Regions from separate parts of the Homo sapiens genome. Here regions 2, 3, 4, 5, 6 and 7 are each linked to region 1. Evidence: chromatin contacts called from ENCODE Hi-C data. All regions are on one chromosome and are shown on one strand. Each heading gives the region's core, a stretch centred on a gene start or an enhancer-like site at or near the end of the contact. The rest is flanking DNA. Distances are from core to core; before and after follow the strand shown. Region 1 holds the start of DPH2 (diphthamide biosynthesis 2). Region 2 holds the start of TMEM69 (transmembrane protein 69). Region 3 holds the start of FOXJ3 (forkhead box J3). Region 4 holds the start of NASP (nuclear autoantigenic sperm protein). Region 5 holds the start of LINC01144 (long intergenic non-protein coding RNA 1144). Region 6 holds the start of C1orf50 (chromosome 1 open reading frame 50). Region 7 holds the start of SLC2A1 (solute carrier family 2 member 1).

Region 1 (3,539 bases), core at 600-3,099:
AGGGCCAACACATAGCTACGCTTGCCAGCAGCCTGAGTCAGGTTCCGCAAGTGGGCCAGTGCCTCACGGTGTTGGGCTACACCCAGTGTGCCTGCCAGCAGCCCTACCACGCGGGCATCTCTGGCCCTCTCTACCAGATATCGTCTTCGTGCCCTTAGCCGTCCAGCCCGGGCACCCTCATCCTGAGTCTTCCCTGTATCTGGACAGCAGGAGGAGAAGGGTTGACCTGGTGCCCACCCCAAGAGCAGCCGACTCAGGTCTGGGTCAAGGTCTGGGTCAGGGCTGGCCTTAGAGCCCCCTACATAGAAGGCACCATACTCTTCTAGACGCCTCCCTGGGGCAAGGGGGAAGCGGCGCCCAAAACGCTCTAGGGGCATAGGCTCTGGACTCAGGGAACCCACTGGTTGGGGAAAAGCTGGGCTGGAGACTAGCAGGTCCAGGTACCGTGGGCGCAGGAGAGTAGCCAAAGCCTCTGGAAGAGAAGGAGGTAGTGTTGAGGTTGGAGCCTGGCAAAGCAGGAGCTCCCTCATCCCCAGGAGACTAAATATGACCCAGTAGGCTGGGGCCAAGCCCATATCAAGAGTTCTATGGATGGTATATGGAAATGGGGAAATTAAGGCATAAAGCAGTTGGCTCACCCTTTGTGCATACACAGGCAAAACCCCTTACCCAGGGCATGGGCACAGGCCGGCTCACTCAGCAGCACCACAGGCGCTTTGGGGTCTGGGTTCTGGGCCTCAAAGGCCTTGACACAGAGCTCCAAGGCCACAGAACGTTGACGAAGCACGAAGGCAACGGGCAGTGGGCGGGCTGGAGGGCTTAAGCAGGCAGGGCCAAAATGTATGAGAGCCTGAGCTCCAGCTTGCTCAGCACCCAGCACATCCACGCAGCAGCTGCAGGGAAGATAGCATCAGAGAAATGGGTTCTCTTCTGGAGGCGAGTTGCTGTCATCACTGGGAAATGTGGTCAGTGAATAAAATGGTTTCATTAAAGGAAGACATTGTCAATGAAAGGAGCTAGCATCAGAAGGGGAGTCATTACCATTATCATCAAGGAGAAACACCACCATTGAAGGCAATCACTGTCATAGACGTAAAACCCCATGAGCCCCGGATCCCCAGGCCTGGCCCACCTAAGGCCAAGTTCACACCTGCCGTAGGCTGTGTCACCCAGAATGAACATCTTTGACCCTGTCGTCTCCTCCAGTCGTGCAGCCACAGCCACAGCATCTCCCAATAGCTGGTCAGGGAACTGCAAGGCAACCTATAAGCATAAACCATGGAGTCAGGGACAGCCTCTCTCCCACTGAGGGCTTCTTTAAAGCAATCTTCCAGGAGCTCCCACTCAACCTTCAAAGCCCCTGGTCCCAGAGGGGCACTCTGCCCCACGTAGTAGGTGGAAGGGAGGGATGGTCAACGCGCTGCGGACAGACTGATTCCCCCACCCTCTCGCCCTCACAAAATCCCCCAAGATCCGGATCCTCTGGGCGACCCATCCCGACAGAGGCGAGCCACCCTTCCCTAAGTCTGTCCTCACTCGTTCACACCCCAGGTCGCGGACAAATCCAGCGACTCGCTCCAGCTCGTACACTCCGTCCAGGTCCGGAAGAGGAGTAAGCAGTCCTGGCACCCCGGTCTCTCGCTGCAGCGCCGCCTCGGCAGGGCTGCTAAACATCGACTCCATGAGGCACAGCTTGGGTGGTGGGATGCAGCGGGGACCTCCCTGGGACAGCTTCGGGGCCTGAGTCCTCTAGAGCAGCCCTCAGGGGGTCAAAATCGCCTTGTGGGGGTAGGGGGAATCACAGTCGGCCTTCAGCCGGTGAGTATCCCCTTCAGCCATCCTAACTACTGTTTCTCCGCTACACGTGGGACTACCGGGGAGGTTACTTCCGGGTTTTAGAGGCGTGGCTGATAGCGATTTTGCCAATCCTAAGTCAGCACAGCTCCCGCCCTCCAATCCCCGCCACCGCCCCGCACAGAGAACCAATGTTCAGCCTGAGTCCCAGGCCAGCCGGAAGTACATCGAGGAAGGCGCGGAGCCTTGTGGGCATTGTAGTTCCCCTGGCCTCCTCTCGGGCGCTGGGAGTCCGGTTCAGCCGACCCGCGGCCATCAGGAACACCGACTTCACTGTTAAGCATTTCACGTGCACTCTATCCTCTGGGCAGTATCACTGCATAATTCTTTCATTCATTCATTTTTTTTTTTTTTTGACAAGGTCTCGCTATGTTGCTTGGACTGGAGTGCAGTGGCGCGATCTCCACAACCTTCACCTCCTGGACTGAAGCCATCCTCCCACCTCTGCCTCTTGAGTAGTTGGGGCTACAGGCGCACCACCACATCCAGCTAATTTTTGTATTTTTTGTAGAGACAGGTTTTTGCCATGTTGCTCAGACTGGTCACAAACTCCTGAACTCAAGCAATCCACTCATCTCGGCCTCCCAAAATGCTGAGAGTACAGACGTGAGCCACCGTGCCCGGCTACACTGCATAATTTTAAACTTGGTGCCGACCGGCTCGGGTTTGAATATTGTGCTTGGTCACTTGCTACTGAGTATCTTAGGAATGTCCCTATGCCCATTTCCTTATCTGAAGAATGGGGAGTTGTGACAATAGTACCTCTTAATAAGATTGTTGTGAGGGTCTAATTAATTTATATACAAAACTTTACAAAGTAGTTCTTTGGATATCGCATGCAGTGAAAGCATTTGCTATTTAATCAGCCAAATACTGAGCACTTACTGTACATTAGGCACTTCATTTTTAGTGTTTACAGTCTTTGGAGTAAGAATTATCCCGAGTGGTACCAAGGACATGACTGGCACATCCTCAAGTCACAGGAGATGCTCTGCACAGCTCCAGCCATCCTCAAACACTGCTGCTTCCCAGCAATACCCCCAGTGCATACCACATAGACCTCTACCCTCCAGCCCCTCACATCCCCTCTACTCCCCATGTTTACTTATATGCAAACACCCCCACATGCAACATCACTTGAAATGCCCTCCTTACATACCTCTGTCAGATACGGAAACTGAGGTTCAAAGAGACTACTTGTGTAATAAGACACTAATTCTGTGGCACAACCAGCATCAAACCCGGATCTATTGAACAGGGAAGGAGTGGGATGAATGTGGGAGTAACGAGTTCCCCATCACCCACAAGGAGATTGAAAGCTCAAGGGTAAAAGTGGGGAGAACTCATTCTGCTCTTCAGATCTTACTGAGGAGAAGCCTGGGGTACCTGAGAGGCAGCCTAGGTGAAACTATAGCTGAGGAGACAGAAAGGGAGGCAACACTGCTAAGGGAGAAAAGCAAGAATAGGTCAGGAGCTGTCCCTGGTGCTGATTGATCCCTGACCATCCTGTGCTGGAGGTCCTGTGTAAGCGGGGAGCAGCGGACATATGGACAACCTTAGGTCCTACTTTCCTCTTTTCTCCTCTGCGGCTGAGATATCTTCTCTCCTTCACCTCCCTGCCACCCACCCACCCCCCAATACACACACACTCAGCCCCTTTCTATAGCCCTCCTCAACCATATGCA
Region 2 (3,539 bases), core at 722-3,221, 1.7 Mb before region 1:
GTGCAGACTTTGGTGTCAAACTTGGTTGGAATCCTGGCTCCACTACTTATTAGCTGTGTGTCTTTGAACAAATTATTTAATCTTGTTATGGTGCAGTTCATTCACCTTTGAAATATGGATACTAATTCATAGGGTTGATGTAACATTTTTTTTTTTGGATACAGGGTCTCGCTCTGTCACCCAATCTGGACTGCAGTGGCGTGCTCTCCGCTGTCTGCAGCCTTGACCTCCCGGGATCGAGGGATCTTACCACCTCAGCCCTCTAAGGAGCTGGGACTACAGGCCACGCCACCATGCCCAGCCAATTTTTTTTTGAGACGGAGTCTTGCTCTGTCGCCCAGGGTGGAGTGCAGTGGTGCCATCTCAGCTCACTGCAAGCTTCGCCTCCCAGGTTCATGCCATTCTCCTGCCTCAGCCTCCTGAGTAGCTGGGACTACAGGCATATGCCACCACGCCCAGCTCATTTTTTGTATTTTTAGTAGAGACGGAGTTTCACCATGTTAGGATGGTCTCGATCTCCTGACCTCGTGATCCGCCTGCTTTGGCCTCCCAAAGTGCTGGGATTACAGGCATTAGGCACCGTGCCTGGCCCCAATTTTTGTATTTTTTGTATAGAAGGGGTTTTGCCATATTGCTCAGGCTGGTCTTGAACTCCTGAGCTCAAGCAATCCACCTGCCTCGGCCTCCCAAAGTGCTGGGATTGCAGGTGTGTGCCACTTAGCCTGATATAACACTTAATAAGTTACTACATGTAAATAGCTGAGAACCGTCCCTGACACAAAGCACTTTACACAGGAGGGACTGATTAAAAACTCTAATGTAAGCAGCCAGTAAAAACAGGTGAATGATAATATGGATCTAGATCTGACAATTTCATTCTTAACCAAGAGAATGGGATGTCTAAAAAAACCTACAGTTGCTGCTTAATTTTAAAAAATCGATTGGGCAGGGCGCAGTGACTCGCTCCTGTAAGCCCAGCAGTTTGGGAGGCCGAGGTGGGTGGATCACGAGGTCAGGAGTTCGAGACCAGCCTGGCCAACGTAGTGAACCTCCCCCCCGTCTCTACTAAAAATACAAAAAATTAGCTGGGCGTGGTGGCAGGCGCCTGTAATCCCAGCTACTCGGGAGGCTGAGGCAGGAGAATTGCTTGAACCTGGGAGGCGGAGGTTGCAGTGAGCCGAGATCGCGCCATTGCACTCCAGCCCACGAGACAGTGCGAAGCTCCGTCTCAAAAAAAAAAAAAAAAAATCGATTGAACTAATTTATTGATCACAGATCTTAGGGCTGGGTCAAGAAATCCTGTATACCAGTTAATGTCTTCATACTATACTTAAGGAAGCAAGTAGGGAGGTAAGTAATCCTGGGCCTCCGAGTAGAATTTAGATCACACCCACACCCACCCACCTGAGCCCCAGACCAAAATGCCCGCAGAGCGTACCCATCACTTTTGTTCAAAATCACTTTCTTCTTAAGGACTTTCCAGACCACTCCATTTAAAATCTCAACCATCCCCCCATCTTTGGAAACTCCCTTTCCTCTGTGGCACGTGCTTTCCAACTAGTGGGTATTAAAAAGTGATAACCTAAAAAGTCCAGGGACGGCAGGTGATGCGGGATTAAGGACTGAGACTCAAAGCTTAATCCTCCTAATATAAATGAAAAAGCTCAATATTCCCATTGCCCTGGTGGGAAGACTGCAAACTGCCAGCTTCAAACTGACCTCTGAGAAAGGAAGGCGGGGTTTAGACGCCAGTGTCTTCGGGAAACCCTGCCCGAGAGTGCCCGCGTCTCCAATTTACTACCAACCCTTGGTGCCCTCCCATCCCAACGTCGCAAATTTACTACCAACCCTTGGTGCCTCCCATCCCAACCTGCACCTGTGGCGACTTTGAGACTTGCCAGCGTTGCACGGAGAGAAGGAAAACAACCGCAACAACAGCCCAGGTCCACTGGAAAGGCACTTCCGGCAAGTGGATTCAGAGAGGCCCCTACTTCCTGAGGGCTGAAAAAAAATGAGTCCGGGTAGGGACTTGACCTGCGCTAATTGGTTCCTAGGCCCGGCTTTCTGTTTGGGGGCCATTCTTAATTTCTAGTTGAATCCAGATGTTGAACGGTCCTTGAAGTTCTATTCCAGGGCTCCCAGGCAGCAGAATCTGCCCACAGAGTTCGGGTAAGTAGAGTGCAAGTACTGAAACAATCTCAGAATGATGGTGGTGAAGGAAGGTAAGAGACGGGATTTTAGGCCCAGTGTGACCTGAATTGCTTGCCATCTGTGGGACTTATGTTTTACTTTGCAAAACAGGGTTTATAAGGCCTATGGGGACACATCTCACTGCATTAGGGCCCTTTACTATCATTTAGAGGGGGAAAAAAGCCCAGTTCTTACATCCATTTTCTTTGCTGGGACCTATAAACTTCATTAAGGGTTAAAGAGCACAAGAGCAGGATTTTCACTTCCATGAAAGGTGTGGTGATAAGGGCCCTAGGCTTGGGGGTGGTTCGGAAAGTCAGATCATTTCTCCTACTGCCCTCGGCTTTATTTCTCGGCTATGTGACCTTGGGCAAGTCCCTTCTCTTATCTAGACTTGTTTCACAGGAAATGGCACCAGGCAATTTTAGTGCCCTTCCGTGTCTATGGATAAAACTGAAGACATGTAGTAGGAGATCTCAGGGGCCCACGCCGGCCAGTCCCTCCAATCCTCCGGATTCTAGGTAGTCTAGCTTCCTGGTTGCCAGCCATTACACGGTTTAGCTTTCCGTGCCGGATGGAGCCACAGCGAAGTCTTCCTTAATAGTAAGCGCTTTTAGTCGAGCTAGGCCTTCAGTTTTATTGCCTTCTCTGTCATGGCAGCGCCGCCCCTTCCAGTAGTGCGATACCCAATGAGACTTCAGGTAGGAGAAACGGCACTGTCGCAAGCGCAGGCTCTCGCCGGAATCCCGCCCTTCGCTTGGGCGGGGGAGTGACGCCTGCGCTCCAGGGGAACTACTACTCCCAGCGGGTAGCGCGGCCGACGCAGCCGCGCAGCCTCCGGGGCCAGGCCGTGTGGCCCGCTGGGGACTGGAGTCTCAACGACGCGCACACGAGAAGTAAGGAGCGGAAGGTGGGAAAGGGCCGGAAAACACACGTTCCTCCGAAACCGGTTTGCAAGTCCTTGTAGAGGTAGTTTCGGGACGCGCACTGGCCAAGGGGCGGGCTGTGGGAGGGTGAAGAAAAAAGGGATACACACATGCATACCCACCCACTCATTCATACGCGCCCAGGCCCTGGAAGTGGGCAAGGGGGTTAGAAGGGGCGTACTAAACTAGGCTTGTCCGTGCCTCAGGCGGCACGAGGAAAGGCAGAGGATTCAATTCTGTAGGGGGCAGAGGTGACCATGCGCCGCCTCAAGCGGCGAAGAAGGGAGCCGGGGGCGGGGCAGGGCATAACCGCCGTTCTGGAGGCCGAACGTTGGCAGCGTAGGGAACTGGCGTCCGGGAGGGTCGCCGGAGCAGTCCCTTGCGCATGCGCTTCTTCAGGTGGGCGTGTGTAAGGCGGGGTCG
Region 3 (3,539 bases), core at 534-3,033, 1.6 Mb after region 1:
GACAACTGCATGGCTGACTCCCTCAGCTCTTTCAGGTCTCCGATTTAAAGTCATTTTATAAATGAGGCCCATGCTGACGGCTCTATTTAAAATTGCAGGCCAGGCGCGGTGGCTCAGGCCTGTAATGCCAGCACTTTGGGAGGCCGAAGAGCGCGGATCACTTTTGAGTTCGGGAGTTTGAGACCAGCCTGGCCAACATGGTGAAACCCCATCTCTACTAAAAATACAAAAATTAGCCGGGTGTGGTAGCGCGCGCCTGTAATCCCAGCTACTTAGGAGGCTGAGGCAGGAGAATCACTTGAACCCGGGAGTTGCAGTGAGCTGAGATCGCGCCACTGCACTCCAGCCTGGGCGGGAGAGCAGGATTCCCTCTTAAAAAAAAATTGCAAACCCCCTTCCTCCAGTTTTCCTCATACCCCTTACCCTGGTGTATTTTTTTTTCCCCATATGCCTTCTAACATATTACATAATTCTCTTACATTTATCATCTTTCTCCTTATATTAGAATGAAAGCTCCAACAGGGAAGGGTATTTGTTTTCTCTCTCTCTTCTGTTTACTGATACATCCCAAGCACTAAAATAGTGTCTGGCAACCTTAGTAGTGATTGGCAAATATTTGTTGAGTGAATGAGTACATGAATCTTCAGAATCTTGCTAGTCTTATAAAGAAAAGGAATATGTGAATACTTTGAATCTCCAGTGCCTAGAAATGCTTGACCAAACGGCAGGTGTTCAATGTTTACTGAAGGAATTGTGTGCTCAGATCTGCTGGAGGTCTTTATCTGAACCCTTTGAGACTATGTCAAAAAAGTACCCAGGGCCAATTCACTCATGCCTCTCCTTTTCCTCTCATCCAATCAGCCTAGTATTCATCTAACAAATATCTAAGTCTCCAAATATTGAGCCACCCATTGTGAGTTCAAAAGCGTGTTTGGCGCTGCAGGGGAATATGTGACTAACGCGAATGAAGCAACAGCAAATACTACACTGGAATGTAATTAAGTGTGAAATTATAGGGCAGATTATCAGTGCTAATAGTTTAGAGAAAGAATCAGTGAAGACTGACGTAGAAGTAAATTCCAAAGTTCACTCGTCGACCAAACTACCCTTCTAAACGCTCCACCTACTGATAGTAGTACCATAACCTGGGTAGCTACCTTGAGAATTAGAAGGGCCTTTAGAGGTCCAACTCCTTTAAGAAAGAAAGAAAGACCAGGCACGGGAAAGGCCTCCGCAGACATGAGTCTAGCACCTGGGACTCATGAAGTTCTGAAAAGAGGGGTGTCCTGAAGGTCCAAGGCGCCTTTGTTGGGGGTCCCGGAATCCGCGGTGTGCCAGGTCGGAAAAGGCGTCCGCTTTCCTGGAGAGGAGGCTAAGGTGCCGGGCGCTTCGGTGAGGTGGCGGATGTTGGGGGGCGGGGGAGGGCAGAAGGCACCATTCCTTCGGGGCATGGGGCCCCAGGTATCCGTGGGCAGGGTCCAAAGCCACCGATCCCTACTGTCCTCAACTGCGGGGTTGCCTCCGCCGCCTTTGCTCCCAGACGCCACTCCGAGGCACAAGGACCCCAAGTCGCTCGGAACTGCCGGCCGCTAGATGACACCGGCTGCGCCGATGCAGAGCCTCGGGAGTCTCAGGGCACTACTTGTCCCAGCGGAGGGATCCTGCGTGCGTCGAAGCGACCGTGACCGCGCAGGGACTTGACGCCGCTGACGCCGGGCCGGCGGCGCAGCGACGCCGCAGGAGGCGGTGGCGGCGAGGGCGGGCGGGGGATGCGGGTCGGGAAGTAGTTCCGGGTGCGCGGCCCCGGATGTTGGCTGCTCTTGCTGCCGCCGCCGCTCTCGGGGCTGCTCGGGGCCTCGACCGCTCGCAGTAGGCACCGTTGGGACCTTTCCCGGGGGGGCGGAGACGCACGGAGCGGCCGGGGGCTCGGCCGGGCCGTCCCGGCCTGCGCAGCCTGAGGTAAGTGCCCCCCGCCAGGGCGGCCGGGCCTGGGCGGCGGGCGAGGAGGCGGGGCTGTGGCATCTCCCGGGACGGAGGCAGGGGCTGTCCTCCGCGAGACGCCCTCTCTCTTCCAGCCGCAGCCGCGTTGCGGGGTGGGCGGCGGGTGGGGCAGGGGGCCTGGGCCCCGGCTGGGGCCTGGCGGACGCCGAGGGCTGGGTCCTTCCCTCCCCCGCGGCGCTTCTCAGCTGCTGCTGCCCCTCAGCTGGGAAGCAGCGGCTTCGCGTCTCCCGCCCCTCCCCCAGGCGGGGCACCGGGGAACCAGACGTGGATCCCGGGGGCGCCTAGTCCGAGGGCAGCGACCGTCTCCTTCCCTCCATGACCTGTCCCTTGGCCTGGGCTAGCCCCCGACCCCGGCACTCTGCGGCTTCTTCCCTTTAAGCTTGGGGGCGCTTTTCTGCCGGCAGGGCGGGCTGTACCTCACGCCTTGGAGTGGCCCTTTGGGGAGAGGAGGCCCATGCGAGGGTGCTTGCGTTCCCGCCCATCCTGTGTCTGTGTCCTTTGCTGGGATTAGGGCAAAGGCAGCCGTTCCATGCGGACGTGTTGCTGTCCTGTGTGTGTTGCATCCTGCCCACGTGGTAGAGTGTCTCCCGCCCCCCCTCCCAGCTCCATTTTTGCAGCTGGTGAGGAGGGAGGTTAACGGGATGGTTTTTCCTCTGTGATTTCCTCCGGGTGGCGTGGAAGGTGTTAGGGTCAGTTTGCTTTGCCGAGGCCGGCTGTTGGTTAGATGAAGAATCGAGAGTTGTACTCTGAAATTGAGGCCAGTAGGGGACATAACAGGGCTTAGTTTCATTAACATCTTTTTTCCTCTTCCATTAGCTGCTCTTATTCTTTTCTCTGTTGCTTAATTATAGAGAATAAGCGCTTGCTACCGATGCATTCAGGTGTATAGTTTTCATTTCTCTGTTTTACTTTTTGTGTGTCTGGTTAGCAAAGGTTTTACTATTCCGTGTTGGTGCATTCCACGTCTGTGTTGTCCCTGGTTGGATTCCTGAATGAGTTAGAGCCATTCACTCTAATTCCTGAAGGAGTTAGAGATTGGTGGGCACCTTTTTGGTCTTTTTCTGAGATTTATTTGTGTGTGTTTTCTTCCTTCTATTTTGTTTCCCAGTGAAAAAGCGTGATGTCATAGGAGCGTTATATGCATAGCTCTTTTTCTCACAAGGCAGCACTAGTTTCACCTAGTCACTTATTTTGTAGAAGCTCTTTTACTTCACTTTTCCTCTTACTCTGTTGAGTACCCATTGCACACTCTTTTTTTGAAACTGGTTTGAAACATGGTTTGAGTAGTTTTTTTCTTAATGTCTCTTCCAGATTAGGGTTTCCATCTTCTGTTTTGCTGTTTTGAGACCACAGATTGTTCCCGCAATAACAGTGAGAGAAGCCTATTCCTCCTGGTCCCTAGCAAATATTTATAGAAAAGCAGTAACTCCTCTCTTTTTCTGAGTGGTATATATTATATAGACGTGATTAAGTTTTTTAGTTTCTTAGATAAATAGGAGGATTTCTCTTTTTGCTTTTGTGTCTCAGAATTGAGGTGA
Region 4 (3,539 bases), core at 770-3,269, 1.6 Mb before region 1:
TCTATGTATAACCTGCCAGGAAACTAAATTCACTAATGACCTAACTCTGGCTAGACACAGGGGACCTGCAAGAGGTATTTGTTGCATACTTCTACCTCAAAAAACAAAAACAAAAACACCTGGCCCTGCGCCGTGCCTCACGCCTGTAACCTCAACACTTTGGGAGGCCAAGGCGGGAGGACTGCTTGAGTCCAAGAGTCTGAGACCAACCTGGGCAACATTAAGACCTTGTATCTACAAAAAATTGGCCAGGTGTAGTGGCACACCTGTAGTCCCAAGCTACTAGGGAAGATCAGTTGTGCCCAGGAGTTCGAGGTTGCAGTGAGCTATGATCACAACACTACACTCCAGTCTGGATGTGAGATCCAGACCCTGTCTGCAAAAACAAAACAAAAACACACAGCTGTCAGTGAAATACTGACTGCTAGAGCTGTCTAGGAAACATTATAAAAAGCAGCTCTTTTTATAATAGCTATAGCACGACTCCCAAGCCCAATCTATACTGCTTATATCGAATCAATGGGGAAAGAGGCAGGTAATGGGAGTTTGAAATTAAAATTGTATTTCCCATGAGTTCCCAAATGATTCTCAGGGTGACTTGAGAACCACTGCTCTACAAGAACGCAGAGAGAAAAGGTGGTAAGCAGAGATATACGTAAATCTCTAACTATAAACAAACAAAGACATAATCATGACAGAGTGTAAGCCTATAGAATATCAATTTAAAAAACTTCACAGCAACCATTCCTTTTACAGGGAAGGCAACTAACCTCTAAAGCGCACAAGATTAGAAAAAAAAATAGAACCAGATGCCTAAAAAAATATGGCAAGATTGGGAAATCAGACCTACTGTATGGGAAACAGCACTTGTTTCCTTGAACTCGTGTAGTGTTTCCCTCCACTGTTCAAAAAACAGATTACGCCTGAGTGGCACTGTGCCGCTTTCAAAACAATCCTATCTTGTTTCCCTCCAGTCCTTCTCCACTTCGTGCATACTACTGCCGATTCACCTAGCAACCAAACAGTGCTGGTGAGAGCTCCAGACAGCGCTTCCTGAAGACGCTTTACGTCCGGTAATGTTCCCCCCAAACAGACACCACCTCCAAAGTCTAAAGAACGACAATCCTCCCCACCACAGGCAGGGGCTCACGGAGTCGCGGGGAGCGATAACTATCTCCCAGCACAAGACGTGAGCGAGGTGTCGGGGGGAACTAGCCTCGCCGGCCCCACGGAGATAGTCCAAAGCTCCTGCTGGAGCCGCAGCGGCCCCAAACAATGGAGTTTTCCCGCCTCCTCAAGGCCCCGCCCCCTGCCCCAGGGCCGGCGAGGGAAGCGAACGCACGCGCGCAAAACCCCGCCCTCAGCAAGGCCCCGCCCACCCCGACCCCTCAGGTCCAGCCTCCTTCCTCGTGCAAGGTTTTTTTTCCCTTTTGGCGCCAAATCTTCGTTGGTTATATTCCCGGGTTATCCAGGGGTTCTACCAGAGGCACACGCTGGGGACAGAAGGGGCGTGAAGGCCAACCCGCGCGCCAGGGCCCCGCCTCCCGGCCAACCGCCCCGGGCTGGGGGAGGAAGGAGAGGGGCAGGCGAAGGATACAGCCGCCGCTGCCCCCGGCAAGATGGCGGCCGCGAAAAGCGGGGCAGGGGGCGCCAGCCGACCGCCGTTACCGCTGCTGCGCGAGGCTCTCAGCAAAAGAAGGACTGCTCCAGTGACCAGGCCTTCCCGAACAGCGACAGCTGCTCTTGGGAAGGCAAGTACTCCCGCCCACCGGTCTGCCCCTTCTCCGGAGCCCCCGTCCATTAGCCCTCCCCGCGGACTGGCCAGTGCCTTAAGCTTTCCACAGTCCCGCTTACTTGTCGGCAGAAACCAGCTCCGCGGCGACGGCGGCAGTGGCTGTGGACTCCATGGCCATCGTTCCCCTGAGGTGGCGAACCAGCGAACGGAATAGAGCCTGCGAGAAAAACAGGCAATTTGGGACGCCAGAGACTCACTCAGGGACAGAAAATGGCAGATTAGAGACCCCGCGCGGCCGGGGCCCTTTTATATACGAGGACCCTTCGCCCCGCCCATCCACTTCCGGATCCTCCCCCTCGGGTTTAAAGGGCCAGGACTCACCACCCATACCCTCCGTCCCCCGCCGGCCTACCACTATCTAGACACCTCCTGCCCTCTCCATATGGCTCCGCGGGATTGTTTCCCTCCCTAGCCCGACTTCTCCAATAAACAGCAACTTCCTGCTTCTCCAGCAAGTCGCATAAGAAGAACTGGAATCTTGACACTACAACTCCTGACAGGACGCCCCTGCGGCATCCAGAGACAGGGAAGCCAGTGCTGCTCTGCATGTTCAGGGCGAGTAGCTGAGAGTCTCCTTCCGGCCTGGATACTGAGGAAGGTGACTTAGACTTTCTCTCCGTCCTCTGAGTCGTAACGGACGGACACGCAAGGGCCGAGGACGGGTACAAGCAGCAGCGACTAGAACTGATCTGGGTGAGATCTAGGCCTCAGCAACAACTGACGCAAAAAGATTTTGTTCTAGGATTGGCTACAGCTGAAACTACCGCGCTTGATTCAAAGCTCGGGGCTTGCAGCGGGAGGCAGCTGGCTCCTCCCTCTGAACCCGCCCCCTTTGGCTGGCCCAATCCGCTGATCCCATCCTCTTAGGCCCTGCCCAGACTCCAAATCTACCAGAATTAATGCTCCCAGCGCTGTTTGTCCACTCCTGCCTATGATTTGCTGTGTGACTACTACTCGTGGGGGTACCGTGATTAGACGCTTTAAAGCTATTAGCTATCTTGTTTAATATTAACAATGCTACTAGTGAGATCAGTGTTAGTCTGTTTCTTAGAAAAATAAACCAAGGGGCCGGACGCGGTGGCTCACGCCTGTAATCCCAGCACTTTGGGAGGCCTAGGCTGGTGGATCACGAGGTCAGGAGTTCAAGACCAGCCTGGCCAAGATGGTGAGACCCCCCCGTCTCTACTAAAAAATACAAAAATTAGCCGGGCGTGGTGGCGGGCGCCTGTAATCCCAGCTACTCGGGAGGCTGAGGTAGGAGAATACTAGAACCCGGAAGGCAGAGGTTGCAGTGAGCCGAGAGCTCGCCACTGCACTCCAGCCTGGGCAACAGAGCGAAACTCCGTCTCAAAAATAAATAAATAAATAGGCCAAGGTTCCAACCTGGCCAACATGGTGAAACCCCGTCTCTACTAAAAATACGAAAATTAGCCAGGTGTGGTGGCAGGCTCCTGTAATCCCAGCTACTCGGGAGGCTAAGGCAGGAGAATCACTTGAACCCGGGAGGCAAAGGTTGCAGTGAGCCGAGATCTCGCCACTGCACTGCAGCCTGGGCAACAGAGCGAGACTCCGTCTCAAAAAAAAAAAAAAGGGGAAGCTGTGACTTGTTCAGAAAGTTGCAAGACAAATCAGTTATGGAAAGCAGTGTGCCTCATTTCCTGCAAATGGCTGAGTGAAAAATAACTGGCAGGCTAAAAAGCTGCAATTCCTCACACCTGGAGTATCATCCATTCCTTTTCACCAT
Region 5 (3,539 bases), core at 428-2,927, 1.3 Mb before region 1:
TGAAGATGCGTGCCCGTGACACAGCCTCAGGGAGTCCTGGCGACATGTGCCCAAGGTGGTCAGGGCACAGTTTGTTTTCATACATTTTAAGGAGACATGAGACATCAATCGATATATGTAAGAAGTACGTTGGTTCCGTCCAGAAAGGCGGGGACAACTCGAAGTGGGGAGGGGGCTTCCAGGTCGCAGGTAGCTGAGAGACAAATGGTTGCATTATTTTGTTTCTGACAAGCCTCTCCAAAGGAGGCAATCAGGTATGTGTCTATCTCAGCGAGCAGAGGAGTGACTGAATAAAATGGGAGGCAGGTTTGCCCTGAGTAGTTCCCAGCTTGACTTTTCCCTTCAGCTTAGTGATTTGTGGGGCCCCAAGATTTCCCACAAGTGAAAGGAAAATATCTCAATCCCCCGCCCCAAATCACCAAGCTCAAAGGAAAATTCAGGTTGGGAACTGCTCAGGCCACACCTGCCTCCCATTCTATTCAGTCACCCCTCTGCTCATGATGAACAGGATGCTGCTGAACCCTGGGGTCGCTGGGGCCTTAAATGACTTTGATGATGAGAGACTGGGCATGGAGAGCTAGAGGCCCTCATCTCCCTTCCCCAGCGAGTCGGAAGCGTCCCCATTACTAGTTCCTAGAATATGCTGAGATGTCTCAGGTTGCGGTGTGCAGCTGGGAGTTGCAGCCTGGCAGGAGGCCCAGGTTTTAGCCTGTGAACCGGGGCCCTGCTATGTAGGCCAGGGTGGCTCTGACCTGGCACTCTGTGGGGCCAGGGCAGACATAGCAGCAAAGGCCATGGGGTCACAAAGAGAGAGACTGCAGAAGGATCAGGAGTAACAGGCATAATGGGGCTATTCTTCCCTAGGCCTGAACACTGGGAAGGCACTGGCAGGGCCCCGGTTTTGATGGTGGATTCTTGGAGTAGGGGCCTTGGTAATAGGGCTCTGAGTGCTGGGGCAGAATGGGCTATCTTGACCCTTCATAGTCAGGGTCCCAAGTGGGCAATCCTGGAGCCTCCAGGTCTTTGGTCCAGCGGCGGGGTTTTCCACTCAAGGGCCACAGGTACAGACAAGCAGAGCAGAAACAGCCCCCCCGGCCTTTCACTTCCCACCTGCTCCCGAGGGAGAGAGTAAGGTTTCTGGGGGTAAGTGGGGGCTATCTGAAAGAAAAGGGTGATTTTGGCTGGGGCTCGGTGCCCTACAAGAGCCCTTGCTTGACTTTGACGCAAGGCACAGACTGGGCTCTGAAGGGGCAGGCTGGGGGGTAGACGTCGTCATGGATGTTGGATCTCCCTTCCGGCCATGGCCCAAGTACGACCCCTGTTCCCTTAAAGTCAGGACCTCGCAGAACTTTCGCAAGATGGGTCCTCGGAGTCTGCCCGCGATTGCGCTCCCAAGGGGTGCCGCTGCCGAGGGTAGGCGCGCCAGTCGAGATCAAAGCGGATGGGATGACGCCACTGGAGGGCGCGCGGGGCCGCGGGGCAGGGTGGTGCTCCTGCTGCAGGTTTCAGGCCTCTTCTGCCTTCTACAGCCGCCAGGTCAGCAGAGGCGGAGGCCCGGGCTGTGGATGGCCGAGGAGCCGAACTCGTGAAGCCACGTTCCTCCTGCAGCTCTTAACCCAGGCGCGGCGGCTCGCCGGGCCGCTCCCCTTACTCCGAAACCGTGAGCCTCAGCCCTTCCCTCTCTCCCCAATCCCAGGGGGCGCCGGCGGACACCCCAGAAACCCACGCGCTCTCGTTCCTGGTCCCGCCCCCTCTACGTTCCCTCCCCCTCTACGTTCCCTCCCCTTTTCCTTCCAGAGGCGGCGGCCCCGGAAGCTCCCGCCATTCTGGACCCGCCCCCTCCAAGCTCCCGCCCCTTTCCCTTCCTGTGGAGGCGGCCTCGGAAGCTCCCGTCTTTCTGGACCCGCCCCTTCCCCACCCTGCTCCGCCCTCGGCCCCGGCCCCCGCTCCGAGCTCCCTTAGCTCTAAGCGGTTCCGGAAGCTCCCGCCTTTCTGGACACGCCCCTGCCTCCCCCACAGGATTCCGACTCTCTCCCGGCTCGTCGAGGGCTTGACATTTTACCGGGGGGTGGCCCAGAAAAACCTCGTAGAGATGGTGACTTTAAAAAATTCTTTTTCGGCTAGGTGCGGTGACTCACGCCTGTAATCCCAGCGCTTTGGGAGGCCGAGGCGGGCGGATCACTTGAAATCACGAGTTCGAGATCCGCCTGGCCAACATGGTGAAACCCCGTCTCTACAAAAATACAAAAATTAGCCGGGCGTAGTGGCGCAGGCCTGTGGTCCCAGCTACTCGGGAGGTTGAGGTGGGAGGATCGCCCGAGCTGGGGGAGGTTAAGGCTGCAGTGAGCTGTGATCGCGCCACTGCACTCCAGCCTGGACGACAGGGCAAGATTGTGCCTTAAAAATAAAAACTTGTTTTGGTAAAATACACATAATATTTACCATATGTACTTTTTTTTTTTTTTTAAATGGAGTCTGGTTCTGTTGCCCAGACTGGAGTGCAGTGGCACACCACTGGGTTCAAGCGATTCTCGTGTCTCAGCCACCCATGTAGCTGGGATTACAGGCATGCGCCACCACGCTGGGCTAATTTTTGTCTTTTTAGTAGAGATGGGGGTTTCTGCCATGTTGGCCAGGCTGGTCTGGAACTCGTGGCCTCAGGTGATCTGCCTGCCTTGGCCTCCCAAAGTGCTGGGATTACAGGCTGAGCCACCGTGCCCGGCCCTACCATGATTTTTTTTTTTTTTAAACAGAAGTCTTGCTCTGTCGCCCAGGCAATGGCACGATCTCGGCTAATTGCATCCTCCGCCTCCGGGGTTCAAGTGATTCTCCTGCCTCAGCTTCCAGAATAGCTGGGATTACAGGCACCTGCACCATGCCCAGTTAATTTTTGTATTTTTGGTAGAGAGGGAGTTTCGCCATGTTGGCCAGGCTGGTCTCGAACACTTGACCTCAGGTGATCACCTGCCTTGGCCTCCCAGAGTGCTGGGATTACAGGTGTCAGCCACTGCGCCCAGCCTACCATGGTATTTTTAATGGCCACGTAATACCCTGTGTGTGTTATATTGTGTGGATGTGTTATATTAATTTAACCAGCCCCCTATTGATTAACATTGTAGCTGTTTATAAAATGGTGTAGTAAACATCCTTTCTGTAGGTCTTTGTGCACATATGGAGTATATTTGTAGGCTGATTTCTTGGAAGTAGAATTGTTGGGGTAAAAGCTATGTGTGTGTTTAATTTATGATTTTACCTATTTACCCTCCCACTAGTGACTTGTTTAGCTACATTTATTCAAATTGTCTGCACTCGCTTTCTCCACAACCTTACCTCCTACTCACTCCACAACTCATTCTAATTTGGCTTCTCTCTATCACTGCACCTTCAAAGGCTCTAAGGTCACCAATGATCTTCATGTTGTCCTATGGACAATCTTCAGATCTCATTTCACTGCTTCTCTAAAAGACTTCATACAGTTGACCATTCTCTCCTTTGTGAAACATTCTTCTCCCAGCTTTCATAGTGCCACATTCGCCTGG
Region 6 (3,539 bases), core at 511-3,010, 1.2 Mb after region 1:
TACAAGTGTGAGCCACGGCACCTGGCCAAAAAGTACATTTTAGATAGTTAATATGTTTGATTCAATTTGTTTGTCTCTAAAGTTTTTTTTTTCTTCAGCTTCTCAAATACAGATTGTATTGGGGAAACAGAGGCAGCATAATAATGCATCCTCTGTATTTCATAAGATTATAGGATGAAAGACAAAAACTGTGTTCTTTCTTCCATCTGTTCAGGCCATCGTAATAAACACGATAGTCATTCAATAGCACATGAATACGTTGTGTGCACAAGATTCTGTCCCTGCCAACCTCCCTCCCAATAAGAGTAATCTGATTAACTAGATGCATATTCTCTTAATAAATAAAAGTTGCACTTTGCTCCCCAGCTCTTCAAAAAGAAGAAAGCCAAGTTTTGAATTAAAGGAGCTTTCTGCGTATCTGAATTTTTCTTAATTTTAAAAAAAAAAGGATTCGAAGGATTTCTAGGATCATTGAAAAAAAAAGAGATGTGAGGGAATTTGAGCACATTAAATAATTTTGGGCAAAGCAAAGACCCTGGAACATAATCAAGGCCAAATCTGATAGTGTATACAGGGATAAGGGGCCATGATAATCTTTAAAACAGCAGGACCCTCCATCTGTGGACACTGAAGAGGGTGTACAACTGGAAGTCTTGATAAGAGATAAGAAGGAATCTGGTTTTTCATTGAATAATGACAAAACTTTAGATCTTGGAGCTCTACTACTTCAAACCTTTCACTTCACAGATAAAATAGTTGAGGTCCAGAGAGAAGTAATCTGCCTTAAGTCGCACTGCAAGTTAGTATCAAAAGTGGGATTAATACTCATGTGTCCAAACTTCCAGTGTTTTTTCCATTATTTCACATTTCCTCCTTATTTGACTTATTTTGGCCATCCATATATAAACACTGGGCTTGGGAATACTGTGTTTAATGAGGACTAAACTTGGAGTCCTTGCCCTGCTAGAAGATGTTTAAACTCTCAGGTAACAAAGATCTTATGGGAAGCAGCTTAAAATAAGCGGACCTTGAAACTTCCCGAAGAACTTTTCTTTGTGTCAAATGGGAAGAATAACTCTGTACTGCCTACCTCACAAGGCTGTCCTAAGGTGCAAATGAAATAATGAACACTAAAGTGTTGTGTAAACCTTCCCACGAAGGAAGATTATGGGCACTCAAGTTGCAGTTAGAGGAACCTTTGGTCCCAGAAGGTCATTCGAATCAGGCCACCGACTCACAATGACAGTCGGCTTTACTCGTCTGTAAAATGGAGACAAGAGCAAATGCCACCCCCACCATAGGTGGTAGTGAGGTCTGAGCCGAAAGACGCAGAGTACAACGTGAACGAAGATGGTTATTCGCTGCCCCGGCCGCGCCTCCTCACCTTCTGCACCTGCTCTGCGAGCGCCACGAGGTCTAAGGGGTCCCCGGCCCGGTGGGTGTGGTAGGGGCTCACCAGGGCCAGGCCGCCGGGGGTCGGGGTGAGCTCCACCAGGGCTCCTGCGACACACACCCAGGAACACAAGCCGTGAGCTCCCGCCGTCGGCCTCCCGCGGAGCCCCGAGACCGGCTGCCTCGCGGGAGCTGACTTCCCCCTGCTGACTCCCGCCCCGCATACCTCCCTGGCCTGCAGCTGGCGGCGCTCCTTGCCTTTCAAGGACCCCCTCGGTCCGCCCCGGCGCGGCGGCGTCCTCCATGACAGCGCCTTATCCTCCCCACTCCCTGGGCTGTGCGAGTAGGAAGAGCCTGCGCATAAAGGCGCGTGGGCGGAGCTTCCGTCTTTCTTGTCTACTGGGCGTCAGTTCGACTGAGCAAGGCCTGAGCTCGGAGGCGGGGCTCCGGCTGACGCGCCGGGATTCGCTGAGGGCCGGTGGGGGGATCCGGGCTGACTGAAAGGAAAAGAGGCGGTGCAAGCCTCGTGGGCATGCGCCGCCCGGCTTGGAAGGTGGGGCTTCGCCCGGGGGCGGGCCTTCGCCGGGGGTAGGACTCCGGCCTTGGTGGCGGGTGGCTGGCGGTTCCGTTAGGTCTGAGGGAGCGATGGCGGTACGCGCGTTGAAGCTGCTGACCACACTGCTGGCTGTCGTGGCCGCTGCCTCCCAAGCCGAGGTCGAGTCCGAGGCAGGATGGGGCATGGTGACGCCTGATCTGCTCTTCGCCGAGGGGACCGCAGCCTACGCGCGCGGGGACTGGCCCGGGGTGGTCCTGAGCATGGAACGGGCGCTGCGCTCCCGGGCAGCCCTCCGCGCCCTTCGCCTGCGCTGCCGCACCCAGTGTGCCGCCGACTTCCCGTGGGAGCTGGACCCCGACTGGTCCCCCAGCCCGGCCCAGGCCTCGGGCGCCGCCGCCCTGCGCGACCTGAGCTTCTTCGGGGGCCTTCTGCGTCGCGCTGCCTGCCTGCGCCGCTGCCTCGGGCCGCCGGCCGCCCACTCGCTCAGCGAAGAGATGGAGCTGGAGTTCCGCAAGCGGAGCCCCTACAACTACCTGCAGGTCGCCTACTTCAAGGTGCAGACCTGCCTGGAACCAGGCGGCCGGGGTCCTTCTGGGGAGAGGAGTGTTGCAGGGGACCTGAGGAGCTTGGGGGATCGGGGAAGTGTCCGCAGGGAGGGGAAAGTGGCCTCCTGGCTGGGGAGCTCTCCTCGGAGCCGGGGAGAGCTGCTCCCTGGCAGGAGACCTTCCTCGCCCAGTTCGCATGGGCAGATGCTAACCCCAAAGGTCCAGCCTGGGGTTAGGGCACAGGCCAAGCAAAACTCATGGCCATTTTGTTCCCTGGGAAATCTCCTGGAAGGAATTAAAGCGGCAGTTTGGGTCTCCCATTCTGATGTCATTGTAAGTGTCCGAGTGAGAAGCTAGTAGCGGTCTACAATATCTCCCTTCCGGTTGGTTTTCCAGTGGTGCTTTTCCTGCTGTTTGATTCAGCAGCTCTCTTTCAGGATGTGAGGTTGCCACGTCGCCAGCAGGGGCTGCCTGGCCCTTTCTGTGTGTGTGTGGGGGCGGGGGGGGGACCCTCTGGCTAGTCTGCCAGGTTTACAAAGAAAATGAGTATTTTTCGGAATGCCAGAGTGCCATGTGTCCAAGTGTACACTTGGGCTTGGAGCGTTCCAGGCTTGTTTGGTGGTGGTGATGGTGACGATGATGATGATGATGATAGCCAGCACATACTTCCAGGCACTATTTTAAGCAGTTTGCATTTATTAACGCATTTGCCCTAATCTTCATAATATCTTGTCAGGTAGATGCTGTTATTAGTCCCACTGTATTGGGGGTGGGGGGAGAAAGAGTTGTGCATTATATCTGGTATATCTGTTGTTTAAAAGACCTTCGATTCGATCTAAAGAGACACTTAGAGACTCTTGGGGACCTCAGATTTCCACCCCTCCACAGCATTCTGCCTACACAGTTCCCCTCATTTTTCCTAGTTACTCGGAAGAGCGCTGGACTTGAAATCAAAATAATTGCGTTATGTCTTTGGTTATGTCGCTTCATCATAGCACTTTCTAAAACTATTTGACAAACATGTATTGCATACCTACTGCATTCCA
Region 7 (3,539 bases), core at 379-2,878, 1.0 Mb after region 1:
CTCCAGGGGTCATCTGGTCGGCTCAGCCTCCCGGTTTCCGACAGACAGTAAGCCCACCATGACTCCCTCCATCGGGAAAGGGACCCTCAAGACTTTGATCAGACCTTTGGACTGGGGGTCCTTCCCTTCACTGTGTCTCAAGTAAGGCACTGGTCTAGAGGAAATAAGGTGAAGTCAGATGATAGCAATACCACTACCAGTGCAGTGGCACATGCCTGCACTCCCAGCTACTACGGAGGCTAAGGTGGGAGGATCACTTGAGCCCAGGAGTTTGAGACCAGCATTTATTTATTTACTAACAGACTAAATAAATAAACCAACAATACCACCAACCAGTAAATGAGAACTTCCATGCTAAACACTTCATGAGCTTATCTGGAAATTGCACCTCTCCTGATAGCAATGAGATTGGTGTGGGAATTCCATTTACTCATAAGAAGACAGCCTCGGCCGGGCTCAGTGGCTCACGCCTGTAATCCCAGTACTTTGGGAGGCGAGGTGGGTGGATCACGAGGTCAAGAGTTCAAGACCAGCCTGGCCAAAATGGTGAAACCCCGTCTCTACTAAAAATAAAAATAATTAGCCAGGGGTGATAGCGGGCGCCTGTAATCCCAGCTACTCGGGAGGCTGAGGCAGAGAACTGCTTGAATCCGGGAGGCGGAGGTTACAGTGAGCCGAGATCGTGCCGCTGCACTCCAGCCTGGGCGACAGAGCGAGACTCTGTCTGAGAAAAAAAAAAATTAAAGAAAAAAACGAAAACAGCCTCACTGGCCAGGAACTCGCCCAGGATCGCGGCCGGGCCAGTATACAGTTGAGCTGGTTCAAACCCGAGGTCTATCATGTCCTTAATGTCCTATCATGTCAGTCAGTTAGCCTGCCTTTCATATTTTCCACACTTACAGGTCACCATAGACTCACCTGAACTGTGAGAAGTAGAGGAAGGCGTCCCAGAGGAGGTGATTTTAAAGCCCAGGTTTGAGATGGGTATGCATTTCCAGGCAAGAGAGCCCGGCCGGTGCAAAAGCAAGGCTTGGCTCACAAACGGGAATGTGGGGGGTGGAGACAGGGAAGGGAGAAGTCAATCCCTGGGCAAGACCTCCTGGAGTCTCTCTAACAAATAAATACTACTTTCCATGCAGTAGACGCTGTTCTAAACACTTTACAAATATTAACTCACTTGGTCTTTCTACAACCCTACGAGGTGGTACTGTTACTATCCCTAGTGCACCGAAGTCACCCAGCGGCCGAGTGAGAACTCCAGTCCAGCTTTCCACCCGCTACTCCGCGCATCCCAGCTTGCCTTACAGCCGGGTACCGGCTCCACCATTTTGCTAGAGAAGGCCGCGGAGGCTCAGAGAGGTGCGCACACTTGCCCTGAGTCACACAGCGAATGCCCTCCGCGGTCCCAACGCAGAGAGAACGAGCCGATCGGCAGCCTGAGCGAGGCAGTGGTTAGGGGGGGCCCCGGCCCCGGCCACTCCCCTCACCCCCTCCCCGCAGAGCGCCGCCCAGGACAGGCTGGGCCCCAGGCCCCGCCCCGAGGTCCTGCCCACACACCCCTGACACACCGGCGTCGCCAGCCAATGGCCGGGGTCCTATAAACGCTACGGTCCGCGCGCTCTCTGGCAAGAGGCAAGAGGTAGCAACAGCGAGCGTGCCGGTCGCTAGTCGCGGGTCCCCGAGTGAGCACGCCAGGGAGCAGGAGACCAAACGACGGGGGTCGGAGTCAGAGTCGCAGTGGGAGTCCCCGGACCGGAGCACGAGCCTGAGCGGGAGAGCGCCGCTCGCACGCCCGTCGCCACCCGCGTACCCGGCGCAGCCAGAGCCACCAGCGCAGCGCTGCCATGGAGCCCAGCAGCAAGGTGAGTCGCGCGCCCGCGGGCCCTCCCGCCAGGAACAAAGGCGCAGACTCCTGCCCGCCTTACGCCGGCCAGGGCCTCCCCCGCCGCCCCGCTGCGCTGTGCGCCCGGGGCGGGCCGCGCGCCTCTCCGAGCCTGGCTCGGTGCGGGTCCCGAGCGCAGCGCCCCGCCGGGCCGCTGGCCGCAGTGGGGATGGGCTTCGGATCTAGCGGGCCGGAGGGCGCCGCGTGCGTAGTTGGCGCCGGCACTGAGCACATGGCCTCCTTCCGGGGGCGCCGCGCCGTCCACGCGGCCCTGCTGGGGCTGGGGACACAGGGCCCGGGAGCGGCACGTCGCACACGACCTCGGCAGCAGCAGCCCAGCCTCGGCCCCTCCCGGTGCGGGGGAGGGGGCCCGAGCGCGGCGCCCATTGGCTGAGCGGGCCGAGCCCCCGGCCCGGCCCCGGCCCCGGCGCGCGGAGGAGTCAGGAGCCGCCCCCGCTCTCCGTCTGCTCCCCTAGCCCGGACGCCCCTGTAGGTGGGCGGCCTGGTGCGAGGTGTCCCACCGGCCTCCCCTACTCCTCCCGCCAGTCCCCCGCGGTGACGAGGCCGAGGCCGAGGGGAGGGCACTTTTCTCCAGGCCCGGGCTCGAACGCGGGGGTTGAGATGAACCTCCGGTCTCGGAGGCTCTCCTTTGCGAGGAGTGCAGGCCCCAAAGCTTTGGCCCAGTCTCGCGGAGATGTGTTCCGCGGAGGCAGGTTTACCCTCGGGGCCAGGCGGGGAGCGCAACCGGAGGGGCGGGGGATCTGGGGGCCAGGAAAGAGCCCCAGGCTGAAGTCTAGCGGGAAGCGCGCACGCCACGGGGTTGGGGAATGAGGGATGGGGACTCTGGGGACCAACAACTCCCTAGATAGGATTTCTTTTTTTCTGTGTAAGTGGGCTTGTCCTGCAGGGCATCTTTGTAGCGTCCGCAGAGCGATTTCTTTTCAACAAATTGTTTGTGGAGCCCCTCCTGTGTGTAGGGCATTGTTTCTTTCCACCTCCTTTCCTCCCCCTAGTCTACAATATTTTCAAGTCCCCTTTTTCTTTTGAAACGGTCCCTCTTTATCTATTATACTTTGATTTTTCCATCTCGTCAGCTGGGAGGGCACCTGGATGGCCCTTGTTTTCTTAGCTGGGACGCGGGGGTAGCACTGAATTTTGAACTGCCCTTCCTACTGGCTGTGGAGGTGTCCCGCTGAGACTGAGCGGGGTGGCGCTGGGCCGCACCCTCGGCAGGAAAAGGCCTTCCGCCCCACACCTGTTGAATCCATAAATCCAGACGACTTGGTTCACCCTTCCTGGGCCCTCGCTTGAGGTGAGACCCCGGGGAAGTTCCCGGGGAAGGCTCCCAGGATCTTAGGTGAGCCGTAAGGGTGGGATATAACTAAACAAAAGTTCAGTGAGAAGCTCTTCTAGCTAGTGGCAAGGAAGTCCAAATATCTCAGGGCTCTTGCAGGCCACTTAACTTCTGGGCCTCAGTTTTTCCATCTGAAAGAGATCACTTTTGTCACTTCCTCTAGGGAAGGAACTATCTATTCAGCATACTATGCCAGACATGGGTATTTATTTGTTGAGTGGATAAGGGAATACTACGTGGAGACAGAAAAGTGGAGGAGAAAATCAGCAGGTTCTTAGCCAAACTACTTTAAGCGTCACGGAC

What was found. A loop is a pair of places that touch in the nucleus more often than their neighbours do. Pooled maps may share reads with other maps.
Region 2: a map of naive thymus-derived CD4-positive, alpha-beta T cell shows a loop between it and region 1 (8-fold over the local background). The contact joins the promoter of TMEM69 here to the promoter of DPH2 in region 1. A Hi-C loop is called at or near these places in 1 of 168 maps with a recorded cell type or tissue (naive thymus-derived CD4-positive, alpha-beta T cell) and 10 of 50 pooled maps.
Region 3: a map of CD8-positive, alpha-beta T cell shows a loop between it and region 1 (6-fold over the local background). The contact joins the promoter of FOXJ3 here to the promoter of DPH2 in region 1. A Hi-C loop is called at or near these places in 2 of 168 maps with a recorded cell type or tissue (CD8-positive, alpha-beta T cell and breast epithelium) and 8 of 50 pooled maps.
Region 4: a loop to region 1 is called in a map of naive thymus-derived CD4-positive, alpha-beta T cell, with 15 times the contacts of the local background. The contact joins the promoter of NASP here to the promoter of DPH2 in region 1. A Hi-C loop is called at or near these places in 1 of 168 maps with a recorded cell type or tissue (naive thymus-derived CD4-positive, alpha-beta T cell), 1 of 37 single-sample maps with no recorded cell type and 7 of 50 pooled maps.
Region 5: a pooled map shows a loop between it and region 1 (14-fold over the local background). The contact joins the promoter of LINC01144 here to the promoter of DPH2 in region 1. A Hi-C loop is called at or near these places in 2 of 37 single-sample maps with no recorded cell type and 6 of 50 pooled maps.
Region 6: a loop to region 1 is called in a pooled map, with 9 times the contacts of the local background. The contact joins the promoter of C1orf50 here to the promoter of DPH2 in region 1. A Hi-C loop is called at or near these places in 2 of 168 maps with a recorded cell type or tissue (CD4-positive, alpha-beta T cell and naive thymus-derived CD4-positive, alpha-beta T cell), 2 of 37 single-sample maps with no recorded cell type and 9 of 50 pooled maps.
Region 7: a pooled map shows a loop between it and region 1 (13-fold over the local background). The contact joins the promoter of SLC2A1 here to the promoter of DPH2 in region 1. A Hi-C loop is called at or near these places in 4 of 37 single-sample maps with no recorded cell type and 11 of 50 pooled maps.

Annotation. Positions count from the first base shown.
Region 1 is chr1:43,968,320-43,971,858 of GRCh38, reverse strand. It overlaps DPH2 (diphthamide biosynthesis 2), which reads right to left and starts at 1,849. Exons shown (of 6, transcript NM_001384.5): 1 at 1,537-1,849; 2 at 1,151-1,263; 3 at 670-893; 4 at 1-472. The coding sequence starts at 1,683. RefSeq lists enhancers at 1-176, 1-506, 507-1,053, 1,539-1,818.
Region 2 is chr1:45,686,613-45,690,151 of GRCh38, reverse strand. It overlaps TMEM69 (transmembrane protein 69), which reads right to left and starts at 1,971. Exons shown (of 3, transcript NM_016486.4): 1 at 1,877-1,971. It also overlaps a transcript of GPBP1L1 not described here. RefSeq lists enhancers at 1,960-2,029, 2,979-3,308, 3,329-3,448, 3,519-3,539, 3,405-3,539.
Region 3 is chr1:42,333,479-42,337,017 of GRCh38, reverse strand. It overlaps FOXJ3 (forkhead box J3), which reads left to right and starts at 1,783. Exons shown (of 13, transcript NM_014947.5): 1 at 1,783-1,959. RefSeq lists a silencer at 1,747-2,266 and an enhancer at 1,851-2,808.
Region 4 is chr1:45,582,521-45,586,059 of GRCh38, reverse strand. It overlaps NASP (nuclear autoantigenic sperm protein), which reads right to left and starts at 2,019. Exons shown (of 15, transcript NM_002482.4): 1 at 1,855-2,019. The coding sequence starts at 1,913. RefSeq lists silencers at 1,324-1,623, 2,534-2,593 and enhancers at 2,124-2,433, 2,884-2,943, 3,354-3,403.
Region 5 is chr1:45,302,048-45,305,586 of GRCh38, reverse strand. It overlaps LINC01144 (long intergenic non-protein coding RNA 1144), which reads right to left and starts at 1,677. Exons shown (of 1, transcript NR_024270.1): 1 at 1-1,677. It overlaps LOC105378691 (a long non-coding RNA gene), which reads left to right and starts at 1,841. Exons shown (of 3, transcript XR_947287.4): 1 at 1,841-2,095. RefSeq lists enhancers at 1,345-1,584, 2,045-2,104 and a silencer at 1,775-1,954.
Region 6 is chr1:42,765,470-42,769,008 of GRCh38, reverse strand. It overlaps C1orf50 (chromosome 1 open reading frame 50), which reads right to left and starts at 1,760. Exons shown (of 5, transcript NM_024097.4): 1 at 1,619-1,760; 2 at 1,385-1,500. The coding sequence starts at 1,697. P3H1 (prolyl 3-hydroxylase 1) reads left to right here and starts at 1,981. Exons shown (of 15, transcript NM_022356.4): 1 at 1,981-2,502. The coding sequence starts at 2,038. RefSeq lists silencers at 1,473-1,612, 2,233-2,342 and an enhancer at 2,603-2,722.
Region 7 is chr1:42,956,957-42,960,495 of GRCh38, reverse strand. It overlaps SLC2A1 (solute carrier family 2 member 1), which reads left to right and starts at 1,628. Exons shown (of 10, transcript NM_006516.4): 1 at 1,628-1,862. The coding sequence starts at 1,845. It overlaps SLC2A1-DT (SLC2A1 divergent transcript), which reads right to left and starts at 1,447. Exons shown (of 4, transcript NR_033967.1): 1 at 919-1,447. RefSeq lists silencers at 1,272-1,455, 1,328-1,737, 1,868-2,507.